Regions from separate parts of the Homo sapiens genome. Here region 2 is linked to region 1. A link is a loop called in an ENCODE intact Hi-C map of the cell type or tissue named here. Cell type or tissue: CD14-positive monocyte. All regions are shown on one strand. Links, peaks and the distances in the headings refer to the core of each region. The heading gives the core; the rest is flanking DNA.

What was found. A loop is a pair of places that touch in the nucleus more often than their neighbours do. Peaks named below come from ENCODE experiments on the same cell type or tissue, not always from the same donor. Only the 100,000 strongest peaks of a DNase experiment are listed, where the experiment ranks them.
Region 2: it touches region 1 in a loop (2.1-fold over the local background); 27 of 110 quality-filtered maps call a loop at or near these places.

What each region holds. Positions count from the first base shown.
Region 1 is chr4:39,373,497-39,376,413 of GRCh38, forward strand. No RefSeq gene overlaps it. Among named protein-coding and RNA genes, the nearest start is that of RFC1, 8.6 kb to the left of the region's middle. In CD14-positive monocyte, for the core only: no CTCF peak of the experiment used is centred there; no DNase peak of the experiment used is centred there.
Region 2 is chr4:39,445,342-39,448,258 of GRCh38, forward strand. KLB (klotho beta) reads left to right here. Exons shown (of 5, transcript NM_175737.4): 4 at 991-2,134. Among named protein-coding and RNA genes, the nearest start is that of RPL9, 12 kb to the right of the region's middle. RefSeq lists an enhancer at 1,788-1,977. In CD14-positive monocyte, for the core only: no CTCF peak of the experiment used is centred there; a DNase peak (open chromatin) is centred at 1,760; H3K4me3 peaks cover 1,063 bases; H3K27me3 peaks cover 453 bases.

The sequences.
Region 1 (2,917 bases), core at 259-2,758:
GGCTGGGTGCAGTGGCTCACACCTGTAATCCCAGCACTTTGGGAGGCCAAGGCAGGCAGATCACCTGAGGTCGGGAGTTCAAGACCAGCCTGACCAACATGGAGAAACCCCATCTCTACTAAAAATACAAAATTAGCTGGGCGTGGTGGCGCATGCCTGTAATCCCAGCTACTCAGGAGGCTGACGCAGGAGAATTGCTTGAACCCGGGAAGCGGAGGTTGCAGTGAGCCAAGATTGCTCCACTGCACTCCAACCTGGACAACAAGAGCAAAACTCTGTCTCAAAAAAAAATGTCTAGAGAATCTCAGGTATTAGTGATAAACTGTATTTACTTTATCAAGTGCTTACCACCATCCAGAGCTAATGATAATATTTATATGAAGCACCACCATCCAGAGCTAATGTTAATAGTTATATGAAGCCATCAACGCAGGTGTAATATTTTAAAATGTAGAGTCCAAAGCACTTACCTTATTTGTACTAAAACAAAGTTAGCTCTCTTCATAGCAACTAACAATTTAAATGGATATGTTAAAAGTATTGTTTATATCCTGTTGTGGTCATGAACCAGATTTTATCTGAGTAAGATTTTTGCCGTATATTTTATAGAAGATGTGAATGTATTGGGATTCCTTTTTTATGCCTTTCCTACTTTAATCTGTGTTTATTTGTAAAATTTTATTAATTAATTTATTTATTTGAGACAGTCTCTCTCTGTCGCCGAGGCTGGAGTGCAATAGTGCGGTCTGGGCTCACTGCAACCTCCACCTCCCAGGTGCAAGTGATTCAAGTGATTCTTGTGCCTCAGCCTCCCAAATACCTGGGACTACAGATGCACGCCACCACTCCCAGTTAACTTTTGTATGGTTTGAAGAGATGGGGTTTCACCATGTTGGCTAGGCTAGTCTGGAACTCCTGACCTCAAACAACCCGCCCAACTCTGCCCTCCAGAGTGCTGGGATTACAGGCGTGAGCCACCACACCGGATGTATTTGTAAAATTTTAAAACGTCTAATATACACTACTCCGTATAAACTGATGATCATATTTAATTCTATTTAAACTTCATGTCAAGAAAGACAACATGTGAGATTTCCATGAAAGTTCAAAATGTTTTTTTTTTTTTTTTTTTTTTGAGACTGAGTCTCGCTCTGTCGGCTCACTGCAAGCTCCGCCTCCCGGGTTCACACCATTCTCCTGCCCCAGCCTCTCAAGCAGCTGGAACTACAGGCACCCGCCACCATGCCCGGCTAATTTTTTGTATTTTTAGTAGAGACGGGGCAAAATGTATTTTTATCACAAACATTGCTGAAATATGAATGAGAATTCCGGGCATACCTTCTCATAGCATTTCAGGTTTTCAGAGGTCCTAAGGGTCTGGAACATCCACGTATGTGATCATCCCTAATATAGCAGCAGTTCTCAAGTAACTGAGGGTAGCTTTTTATTTGCTATGCCTCACATTATTTCTGCAAAACAACAACAAAAACAACAACACAAATCCTGGAATTCCTTTGGCTTGTAGGACTGAAAAAAGATTAATCATAAAATCTACTATCACTGCAAAGTGCTGATGGAATTCCTGTCACTCTGTTCATACACACCCATAAAATTGCCAATGAATATTTTAGGAATTAATCCATGACTTGAGACACATTAGATATGTAATCAAAGGAGTATGTCAACAGTAAAGTTATATGGTTTTTTTGCTATTTTAGATGTAAATGCTTCTTCTCACCTAAGTGAAGATACTGATTTACTTAGCAAAAACTTTGTTATTTCGGGCTATAAAAATTATTAGGCAAGTTTACATAAACTTAGCTTAGTCAAGCATAGTCATATTAAGAAGGTTAAATGGATATCACTCAAGAATTAAGATAAATGACATAGTTAGTGCCCAATTTCCTAAATTAGAATATGTGTACTTTAATAGTGACAAATTATGATTTAATGATTATGTTCATAAATGGATTATAAGGTCAACATCACCGGTCGAGACCTGCAGTCATCACGAACACAGAAAAGAGTAAGCTGCCTAATGGACTGTTGTCTGTAAGGAAAATGTTCCAATAAACTCTGACAAAGCAGGACATGCTAATATTTATCCAGAGGGCAGAAAGTCACATTTGTTGTTGCACAGTGAAAATTCTATTGATTTCTGTTGACTTTCAAAAGTCTAGTGAAAGACAATGTGATTATTGTGCTTCTGAAAAAGATTTCAAAAGTGACTTTAAGAGTTATGTCTGTCACATGGATAAGTTAACTAAGCCAGATATATTAACACTGAGCATTTACTTTGACCATTTCAGTTGTTTTTCACTTACACACGGTAGGAGTTAGACTGTAAGGAAGGACCAAAATTCAGATCATGCACTTTCTGACCAATATGCAACTTTTAATCATTTCAGGAGGGCTATGATTTATCTCTCTCTCTATGCTACAGAAAGAGCCATTTACTATAAGCATAATTCAATTATTCTCATGTTTAGAAACATACTAATAAAGATGTGAATGTAAATACTCTAAATTTGGGGGTAGAGTTTTTCATGGAATGTAAATTATTCTTCCACCAGTGGTATATTTTTAAGGGTGGAGGGGCATGAAATAGATCCTACTTTCACAAAATTGGCTTTGTTGATAAAGTTTTCCCTGACAAACTCTCTCTTATTTTGCCCATTTTTTTGCATCTCCTCAAGCATTTGTCCTTTGTATTACAAACAATCTAATTACACTATTTTAATGTGTGTGTGTTTTTTTTTTTGAGATGGCGTTTCGCTCTTGTTGCCCAGGATGGAGTGCGATGGCGTGATCTCAGCTCACCACAACCTCCGCCTCCCAGGTTCAAGCGATTCTCCTGCCTCAGCCTCCCTAGTAGCTGGGACTACAGGCATGTGCCACCACGCCTGGCTAATTTTGT
Region 2 (2,917 bases), core at 221-2,720, 72 kb after region 1:
ATCCAAGTGTCAACCTTGGGAGTTTCTAGGGATAGTCTACTGTCCTTTCCACCCATAACCCATTTATTCATCTGTTGGATGAATAAATGCTATGTTCTCACAGGCACATGGGTCGGGGAGACATGATGGATGCAAATGTGTTATCACTTGAACTTTTCTTTTCTTTTTTTTTTTTTTTTGAGATGGAGTTTTTGCTCTTGTTGCCGAGGCTGGAGTGCAATGGCATGATCTCGGCTCACTGCAACCTTCGCCTCCTGCGTTCAAGCGATTCTCCTGCCTCAGCCTCCAGAGTAGCTGGGATTACAAGCATGCGCCTCCACGCCTGGCTAATCTTGTTTTTTTGTTTTTTTTTTTTTTTTTAGTAGAGACGGTGTTTCTCCATGTTGGTCAGGCTAGTCTCAAACTCCCAACTTCAGGTGATCTGCCCGCCTCAGCCTCCCAAAGTGCTAGGATTACAGGCATGAGCCACCGCGCCCGGCCTGGATTTTTTAAATACAAGTTAGAAATTTGCATTCAGCAAAAGCAAGGGGTCATTGCCTACCCCACCGCACCAGCCTTTTTAAGGAATTGTGCCTGGGGTCAACCTCCTCTTCTCAGTGAAATCTCTACAACAGGAATTTCAACTTTGTCTTCAATTTATGGCAGGGTTTAGAATCTCTTTTGTAATTGCTTTTAATTGAGTGTACCAAGCCAATTTCCTGATGCATTTGAACAGAATCACTTCAAACCCCACCATATATAACCTAGGGTTTAAAGTTAAATGAACTGGAAAATGGCTTCCCAATGTTTTCTCAAACAACTTGTTTTCCAAGCCAGGACCTGGGTGTGGCTCCTTCTCTGTTTTCTGGTCTCCTTGGGAGATTTCAAGGGCTGGAATAGGCCTGGCGTGGTGGCCTGTAATCCCAGCACTTTGGGAGGCAGAGGTAGGCAGATCACTTGAGCCTCCATCTGCCAGCGCATGCTTGACCTAAATGAGCTTGTTTTTCACAGCCCGAGTCTGTGGCTTCGTCCCCACAGTTCAGCGATCCTCATCTGTACGTGTGGAACGCCACTGGCAACAGACTGTTGCACCGAGTGGAAGGGGTGAGGCTGAAAACACGACCCGCTCAATGCACAGATTTTGTAAACATCAAAAAACAACTTGAGATGTTGGCAAGAATGAAAGTCACCCACTACCGGTTTGCTCTGGATTGGGCCTCGGTCCTTCCCACTGGCAACCTGTCCGCGGTGAACCGACAGGCCCTGAGGTACTACAGGTGCGTGGTCAGTGAGGGGCTGAAGCTTGGCATCTCCGCGATGGTCACCCTGTATTATCCGACCCACGCCCACCTAGGCCTCCCCGAGCCTCTGTTGCATGCCGACGGGTGGCTGAACCCATCGACGGCCGAGGCCTTCCAGGCCTACGCTGGGCTGTGCTTCCAGGAGCTGGGGGACCTGGTGAAGCTCTGGATCACCATCAACGAGCCTAACCGGCTAAGTGACATCTACAACCGCTCTGGCAACGACACCTACGGGGCGGCGCACAACCTGCTGGTGGCCCACGCCCTGGCCTGGCGCCTCTACGACCGGCAGTTCAGGCCCTCACAGCGCGGGGCCGTGTCGCTGTCGCTGCACGCGGACTGGGCGGAACCCGCCAACCCCTATGCTGACTCGCACTGGAGGGCGGCCGAGCGCTTCCTGCAGTTCGAGATCGCCTGGTTCGCCGAGCCGCTCTTCAAGACCGGGGACTACCCCGCGGCCATGAGGGAATACATTGCCTCCAAGCACCGACGGGGGCTTTCCAGCTCGGCCCTGCCGCGCCTCACCGAGGCCGAAAGGAGGCTGCTCAAGGGCACGGTCGACTTCTGCGCGCTCAACCACTTCACCACTAGGTTCGTGATGCACGAGCAGCTGGCCGGCAGCCGCTACGACTCGGACAGGGACATCCAGTTTCTGCAGGACATCACCCGCCTGAGCTCCCCCACGCGCCTGGCTGTGATTCCCTGGGGGGTGCGCAAGCTGCTGCGGTGGGTCCGGAGGAACTACGGCGACATGGACATTTACATCACCGCCAGTGGCATCGACGACCAGGCTCTGGAGGATGACCGGCTCCGGAAGTACTACCTAGGGAAGTACCTTCAGGAGGTGCTGAAAGGTAAGGGCGGGGCCCCTTCAGACACAGGGCAGAGCGAGATTCCTGTTACCTGACAAGAACAAAGAATGGGAGCAGCAGGCTGGTGCCTGACAGCATCCAATTTGTGGCACCCAAGTCCTGTCAATTGAATTTTGTCCTGAAAACTGGCCTATGGGATTTTTGAAAAAATTTTAAAATCATAAAAGTAACACACACCAATTATAGAAAACTGGGCACGTGGAGAAGTTTTTAAAAAATCACCTGAAATCTCACTCCCCAGGATAAACAGTCACTATTTTGGGTTACTTATTTTCACCATGCTTGCTAGGCTTTAAAAAAATGGTTGTGGGTAAACAGGTGTATAAATTTATGGGATGCATGAAATGTTTCGATACAAGCATGCAATGTGAAATAACCACATCATGGTAGCTTAAGCGAGCGACAGTGAGTGAGTGGGTAAAACCAACTGTGATTCCTGGGCTGCACCAAGAGCACATCTGAGGTTCACAATCAGGCCAAATAGGCAACGTTTTTCTGCTTGTGACCCTTTAAACAAAAGTGACAACCTTCATTGCTCTGCTCCTTAAATTTGCTTTTTCCTCCAAGAGTTTTTGGATTATTTATGGATCAAGTTTCACTACAAATTTTTCAGACTTAAATTATACATATTTTCACCTTCTCCTTTACATAGATCATAAAAGAATAAATGTCAAAAAAAACCCTCTAATAAAAATCACTACCTTTATTATGGGCATAATTTTAGCTTGTTTCAATGAAAACTAAATTCTTCCTCAAAGATACTTC